2 separate regions of the Homo sapiens genome follow, and region 1 is linked to region 2. Evidence: chromatin contacts called from ENCODE Hi-C data. All regions are on one chromosome and are shown on one strand. Each heading gives the region's core, a stretch centred on a gene start or an enhancer-like site at or near the end of the contact. The rest is flanking DNA. Distances are from core to core; before and after follow the strand shown. Region 1 holds the start of MTR (5-methyltetrahydrofolate-homocysteine methyltransferase). Region 2 holds the start of MAP3K21 (mitogen-activated protein kinase kinase kinase 21).

Evidence for each region. Hi-C counts contacts between places; a loop is a spot of excess contacts on that map. Pooled maps may share reads with other maps.
Region 1: a loop to region 2 is called in a map of naive thymus-derived CD4-positive, alpha-beta T cell, with 18 times the contacts of the local background. The contact joins the promoter of MTR here to the promoter of MAP3K21 in region 2. A Hi-C loop is called at or near these places in 2 of 168 maps with a recorded cell type or tissue (CD4-positive, alpha-beta memory T cell and naive thymus-derived CD4-positive, alpha-beta T cell) and 11 of 50 pooled maps.

What each region holds. Positions count from the first base shown.
Region 1 is chr1:236,793,452-236,797,098 of GRCh38, forward strand. It overlaps MTR (5-methyltetrahydrofolate-homocysteine methyltransferase), which reads left to right and starts at 1,841. Exons shown (of 33, transcript NM_000254.3): 1 at 1,841-2,286. The coding sequence starts at 2,253. RefSeq lists enhancers at 1,867-2,156, 2,257-2,446.
Region 2 is chr1:233,326,331-233,330,329 of GRCh38, forward strand. It overlaps MAP3K21 (mitogen-activated protein kinase kinase kinase 21), which reads left to right and starts at 1,394. Exons shown (of 10, transcript NM_032435.3): 1 at 1,394-2,503. The coding sequence starts at 1,699. It also overlaps a transcript of PCNX2 not described here. RefSeq lists silencers at 908-1,207, 1,398-1,697, 1,497-1,648, 1,838-2,037.

The sequences.
Region 1 (3,647 bases), core at 591-3,090, 3.5 Mb after region 2:
GCTGAGAGAGTAAACTTTGATGACTTGCATCAAACAGGGACTGGCACACAACTCCTGGAATTTCCAGTAAGAGAATGTGAATGGGGGACAGTTGCCGACTAGGTGCCTGAAAGATCATTTTTCAAGAAACACGTCAACAAACTTTGAGGGATACATGATAATTAAAAAACTAGCTTCAACCCGGGAGGCGGAGGTTGCAGTGAGCTGAGCCAAGATCGTGCCAGTGCGCTCCAGACTGTGCGACAGAGTGAGACTCCGTCTCAAACAAACAAACAACTAGCCCTTATAATCTTTTTTTTTTTTTTTTAGACAGGTGCATCTTTACACAGTTAAATTTCACTACTTCTTTTTTTGCAGATAAAAACTCAGGAGTTGAGAAATGAATAAACATAATAATAAATATGAGAAAACCATCATGATTTATCAAGCCTGGATAAATAATTTAATAAGTTCAGCATAGAAGACCTTGCTTTTTTTTCTTTCCTCCTTTTCTTCTTCTTTTTTTTTAACTTATTTATTTCAATAGGTTTTTGGGGAGCAGGTGGTGTTTGGTTACATGAATAAGTTCTTTAGTGGTGATTTGAGAGTTTGGTGCACCCATCACCTAGGCAGTGGACACTGCACCCAATGTGTAGTCGTTTATCCCTCACCTACTCTCACCCTAGCCCTTATAATCTTAAGATTTTTGGCTATTTAGGGCCATCTCATTCCTCCCTCCCTTCTTTGTTGCATTCTCTCTCACCTACTCCATTCCCCCCACCTTCCAAGTAAGACCATCTTTGGTAAGATGGTCTTGGTAAGAATGTGATACGCATTATAATAATTTTTCAAATCTTCAAAATTGAGGTATAATTACATACAATAAAATGAGAATGGCATGCAAATTTGTGCCTTTTTTAAAGCTTAGTAAATGTCATAATTTGGTTATAGTTTTTATTTTTCTGGATGCATTTGCTTTTCCTTACATCTACCATGCTCAGCCTTACAGAGATTTTTCTAGATGAATTTGCTTTTTCTCACATCTACCATGCTCGGCCTTACAGAGCTGCCCTTTATTTTAGAATTCCCTAAAGTGCTGTGTTGTACACAGGGAGCTTCTCCTGACTGGAACAACCTTACCTGGTACCACTCTTCCTTCAGGACCCAGATTCTTCTTTGAAACCTTTCCCTGGCCCCTTTGAATACTCTAGCTCTTTTAAAATGTATGTGGTTCTTTTTTCCCTGTTCAATTATTAATCTAACTAGGTTGTGAGTTCCTCCTCCAAGGACGTGAGGGTGCGATGTAGCTTGTCTGATTTTGCATTCCAAGTGTGTGCCCCAATGCCTGACACATAGTAGGTGCTCAATATATGTTTACTGTCAATAAGTTACAATTAACACCCCCATATGGTAATTCAGAGTTTTCATAGCGCGGTCAAACGATCTCATTTAACGCCTACTACAACCCTAAAAAATTCTAATTACTACCATCCTATCATTCTTGTTTGTAGAGTGTGGAGACTGAGAGGTTAACTGTCTTGCCCAGCGCAAGTCAACAGCAAAACGGAACTAAAATTTCAGGCTCGACACCACACAGCGTGTCGAGATCAGCACGAACTTGGCGCTGTGACTTTTCCTTAGAGGGGCCACTTAGGCTTACACTTCCGGATCCTGGGCACACAGAGACGCGAAAAGCTCCCGCGGGAAACTGGGGAGCGGGACTACATCTCCCAGAGAGCCCCGGGGCTAAACAGCAGGTGATTGGTTGATATTGACAGCCAATGCGGCTGCGAGGAGCTCGGGCAGACCAATCACAGGCCGGAAGGGGCGGGACCTCCCACGCCGAGGATAGATTGAGCGCAGAACTAACCGCGCTCTGAAAGGTTCTAAATGTCTGCGGGGCTCAGAGCCGGATGTCACGTCGTCCTCCTCTGCCGGTTTTCTCTTGGGTCCTTTTCCGTGCCGTCCCGCGACTCCGCCTCTGGCCGCGCGTGTCTGGCTGCTAGGCCGACACCAAGGACTGGCCGGGTACCCGGGAAGAAAGCACGTGCTCCAGCAGTTGCCGCGCCCAGCCCCGAGAGAGGCCCTAGGGCGCTGCGGGCTTTCGGGGTCCGCAGTCCCCCCGCGACGCGAGCCAACGGGAGGCGTCAAAAGACCCGGGCCTTGTGTGGCAGGCTCGCCTGGCGCTGGCTGGCGTGGCCCTTGGCCGTCGTCACCTGTGGAGAGCACGTCTTCTCTGCCGCGCCCTCTGCGCAAGGAGGAGACTCGACAACATGTCACCCGCGCTCCAAGACCTGTCGCAACCCGGTAACGCTGCGACCCCGTCTGCGTGGTTGGGTTGTGTTTCTTAACTCGTGCTGTGGCCTCCTAATCCCTGGGGCGATTCCCTTCTGCGGCGGGAGACGCCCGGCGGTGTTTCCCCGCGTGTGGGCGGCACCTTTAGAACTTAGCGCAGGAGCCCGGAGGGCTACGTGTTTTGCTCCACTCTTTGTCCGACCTTCACCTCTTTCTCCCCAGGCAAGCCATCAAAACCTGCAAAAAGCGTCCTCCCCTCGCCCCCGAAACACATTCTTAACGTCACAGTAACTAAACTTTCCAGTTCCACGCAGCATAAACCAGCTGGGCCCTCTGGAAGTTTTTTTTTTTGCATGGTGTGACGCTTATTCGTAAATATGTATTGCGCACCTACTGCGAAAGAAAGTTCAGGCGCGGAGAGACAGACGAGGAAACTCAGAGAACTATTTAAAACTACTACATGGAACTTTTTATTTTCTGCTTCTACGCACGCTGCTGCAAAACTGCAATATGCATAGACTCACTATGTTAAAATAGATGAGCAGACCCCACCTCCAGATACCGAAATGGGAGGTAGTAATTTCAAGCGATTCTGATGTTGGTGGCCCTGGGATCAACAGTGAGAAAAAGCTAGTTTAGCACGAGAACTGAACGTAATGTTAGCTTTATAACGAGCTCTAGATCTCTAAGGTCATGCCTGATTATAATTTGAGGACAAATACACCCGTAAAAACGGGTGAGGAGATGTAGAAACGAGAATTAGTGATAAGTACAAAACAGTAAATATCCTATCACATAGTGGGGATGTTTAGCTTCAGGAAGAGGGGGAATACTAAATTCGTAACGCACAAGGAAATTTATCAGAGGTTAACCGGTGACTCTCTTGATTCTTGGGTTCTGATAACGGGACTGATATAATTGTTCTTGAAACTAGTGGAACTGTGGCTGAGAAACACATCACTGCTGTTATTAAATAAGATATAAACCTCCCTATGAGAGGTTTATATGTTATTTAATATATTAAATAAGATGTAATGAGGTTACATCTTATTTATATTTAATATTTAATTAATAAATGTAAACCTCCCTATAAGAGATTTATATCTTATTGAATAAATGATCATAGGGAGATCATATTTATTTGGAAAACATCTTTTACTCATGATTTCTGGCCTCCCCCTTCCCATTTAATTTAAACAAGTAAAGTTATTTCCCTTTCATCTGAATTTAGGTGTCATTATCAGGAGCAAAATGCCACTGAAGACTTAAAATACTGTGAATAGTGAGTGATTTAAAAAAAAAAAATAAACTGAAAGGAAAATTGTTGAATGTTTGAATCTTGCCTAGTCCCCTCACCCCCAAGGCTGGCTTCT
Region 2 (3,999 bases), core at 144-2,643:
ATGCTCTGTAAATAGTTGTTATGCTGTATTTTATTTGTATTATTTGTATTGTTATTTTTTGGGTTTTTAAAAAACATTTTTGACCAGCTGTTGGTTGATTCTGTGGATGCAGAAGACCCACTGTAAAACTATTAACTCATTTAGTCTTCCTAAAAACCCTATAAAGTAGGTACTATTTATTATATTCCCATTTTATAGATGAGAAAACTGAGTCATAGAGAAATAAAGAAACTTGCTCAAGGTCACACAGCCAATAAATAGTTTGATCTGAGAGACAAAGAAAACTGAAAAGACAATAAATTTATCTTTATGTAACTCAGAATGTTACTGTATGTCCTATCCTCATAATATCTAAAATTGTCCCTTCTGTTATTGGAAGTACAGGATCCACACGTTAGGAAATTCTGGCCTACTACAGGATAATCTAATATTTTAGAATTTTAATAACTAAGCTCTTCTATCTTTTTAGCCTCATCACCTGCCACAGTAACCTACCAACGTCTGGCACCCAGCCATTGCCAATGCTTCCTAAACCCAAACCTGTGGGTTTCCAGGGAGACTGGGGCATTTTCCATCTGAGTAGACAGTAAAAATAAGCAAAGGATTTACCATCATGGAGCTTCTGGGACTATACCGACCACGGGTCACTCTGCGCTGCGATCTGTAACCTAGTCAGTTCTGAGATGCACGGTGGCTCAAACGCACTTAGCATGGTGACTTGCCACTCGCACTGGCCCAGGTCTGGCACCGCGCTACAATTTCTTCTGTAGCCCGTTCTGAGATTCTGTCACTCTCCCTGAACTGCAACTCTCTCTCTCCCCGCCACACCCTAAAGCCCCACATCTTCTCAACCCTCTCCCACCGCTTCTTGGAGAAGCGTCCCCTCCCTCAGTCTTACCTTTGGCTTAATTTAAACTCTCCCGAAAATTTATAGCGGATGACGGCCGATCCCGCCTCCCAGACCATGTGGGCGCGGCTCACCATTGCTCCGGAGCACCTGCGGCGGGGGCGGGGTGGGACCAGCCAGGCGGGCCCAGGGGGCGGGCCCGGCCCAAGGTGGTGGGGGACGGGCCCGGGCGCCAGGGGCGGGACGAGGCTCTGGGGACTGGCACAGAAAAGGGAAGTGAACCTGGCGAGGGCGGGGCGGGATGGTGCAGTTGGTGGGGAAGGGTGGGGCGAACCTAGGAAGGCGGTCCCATAGGGCGGGCGCAGACTGGGCGCCCGGGACGGGTCAAGGAGGGCGGAATGAACCTGGAGAGGGCGGGGCGGCTGGGGGAGGGGCGGGAAGGCCCTGGGGACTGGCCTAGGGGCGGGCCCGGGGGGGTGGGGGGGCGGTGCGGAATGGAGCCGGAGGGGGCGGGGCGGCCCTGGCGCGGCTAGGGTGGGGTGGGGCGTCCCAGGCTCTGGCTAAGGAGCGCGCGGCGGGCGGGCCGGCCGCAGGGCCTGGGCACGACCATGGTGGGACGTCGCCCGCGGCTTCGGGGACCGCTGCGGCAGCAGAGGCGGCTGGCCAGGAACGCGGGCCGAGGCTGGACCCTTTGGGCAGCTAGCCCGTGATCTCTGCCGTCACCGATCGCGATTCCTACCCCCTCGCCTTCCCCCGGCGCCGACGGCCACACCGCCGGACGATGCGCGCCCGCGGCCGCCCGGGAGGCTGAGCCCAGCTTCCCGCTCCGCCTTCCCCGCGCAGCTGCCCCCATGGCTTTGCGGGGCGCCGCGGGAGCGACCGACACCCCGGTGTCCTCGGCCGGGGGAGCCCCCGGCGGCTCAGCGTCCTCGTCGTCCACCTCCTCGGGCGGCTCGGCCTCGGCGGGCGCGGGGCTGTGGGCCGCGCTCTATGACTACGAGGCTCGCGGCGAGGACGAGCTGAGCCTGCGGCGCGGCCAGCTGGTGGAGGTGCTGTCGCAGGACGCCGCCGTGTCGGGCGACGAGGGCTGGTGGGCAGGCCAGGTGCAGCGGCGCCTCGGCATCTTCCCCGCCAACTACGTGGCTCCCTGCCGCCCGGCCGCCAGCCCCGCGCCGCCGCCCTCGCGGCCCAGCTCCCCGGTACACGTCGCCTTCGAGCGGCTGGAGCTGAAGGAGCTCATCGGCGCTGGGGGCTTCGGGCAGGTGTACCGCGCCACCTGGCAGGGCCAGGAGGTGGCCGTGAAGGCGGCGCGCCAGGACCCGGAGCAGGACGCGGCGGCGGCTGCCGAGAGCGTGCGGCGCGAGGCTCGGCTCTTCGCCATGCTGCGGCACCCCAACATCATCGAGCTGCGCGGCGTGTGCCTGCAGCAGCCGCACCTCTGCCTGGTGCTGGAGTTCGCCCGCGGCGGAGCGCTCAACCGAGCGCTGGCCGCTGCCAACGCCGCCCCGGACCCGCGCGCGCCCGGCCCCCGCCGCGCGCGCCGCATCCCTCCGCACGTGCTGGTCAACTGGGCCGTGCAGATAGCGCGGGGCATGCTCTACCTGCATGAGGAGGCCTTCGTGCCCATCCTGCACCGGGACCTCAAGTCCAGCAACAGTAAGTGGGGCCAGAGGGAGGTGGGGGAAGACTACCTCCGTGCCAGCCCAGGCGGGCTCCACAGGACATAGTACCAGATGGAAAGAGGTGGGAGTCAGCCTTAGGGCGCCAGCAGCAACTCATGCCCAGGCCTTCAGGGCTCGGAAGTCCAGCTAGTCCTTGGTTACTTGCTTTGGGGCTGGTGACACGCTTAACCTTGACTTGCCTTTGGGTGCTTTTTAAAAAAGTTCAGACCAGACTTGCTTGTAGAGGAAACATTTGTAAAATACCTGGATCTCCTAGAAACCTCAGGGGGCAGTCTGGCCTTTCAATACCAGAGGTGATTCATCTGGGTAGGACTTTGCAAACCGAGGCCTTCTGCAGATTATATGGAACCCATGACCGTCTTCACCCGGTGGCCTTCATCAAAGTCCCCGAATGCACTCGGGGACGTCAACTTTACAAGTGCTGTATTGAGGTTGCTGTTTGCCTATTCAAAATATGACTTCATGTCTCTTACCTTTTCCAAAGACTGTTTTCATTCAAATGTCTCTCTATGGGCCAGGCGCGGTGGCTCATACCTGTAATCCCAGCACTTTGGGAGGCCGAGGTGGGCGGATCACCTGAGGTTACGAGTTTGAGACCAGCCTGGCCAACATGGCGAAACCCTGTCGCTACTAAAAATACAAAAATTAGCCCGGCGTAGTGGCAGGCGCCTGTAATCCCAGCTACTCGGGAGGCGGAGGCATGAGAATCACTTGAACCCGGGAGGCGGAAGTTGCAGTGAGCCAAGATCGCGCCACTGCACTCCAGCCTAGGAGATAGAGTGAGACTCTGTCTCAAAAAAAAAAAAAGTGTCTCTACGTGAAATATGATTTTATTATTGGTTCAATGGCTTCTTTTCTCCAGACAAGAGGCACTGGTGTGCACCGTAATGCACTTTTGGGTTAATAACAAGTGCATTGTCCTTGCACAGGTACTTGAAACCTTGAAGACCTGGCCAGTGTCATTGACTTTGTTTATAAATCAGGGTGGATTTTCCAGATGTCAATAAAGAACTGACAAATGACTTAAATGCAAATCCTATGAAACTTTGCTGTATAAAAGAGCCTATAGAATTGCTGTTTGATGTTGGTTCTTTAATATTGAAGATCGCTTCATATTCTTATAATGAGATGAAATCCCAGGGAAGGTTAAAGGATGCAGCCAGCCCTGGCATTGGCCTACAACAGCTGGAGGTCTTTCAATCCTGTGAAACCTGCTAGGACAGGAGCTAGCTCAAGTGAAAACATTGTCCCTAAAGAAGAGTGACAAGAAGAAATTTACTTGAAAATTACTAATGTAGCATTTTCACTGGGAATTGTAAATAATTGGAATGTTGTAGCTAAGCATAAGCATTAGGTTTTATTTCATGATCCTCCTTCCCCCCAAGTCTCTCTATAATTTAGATTGCATCTGCTTAGGTGATGAGAGCAAAGTCTAACAAAATATGTTGTTACTGGTAGCGGTGTATTCTT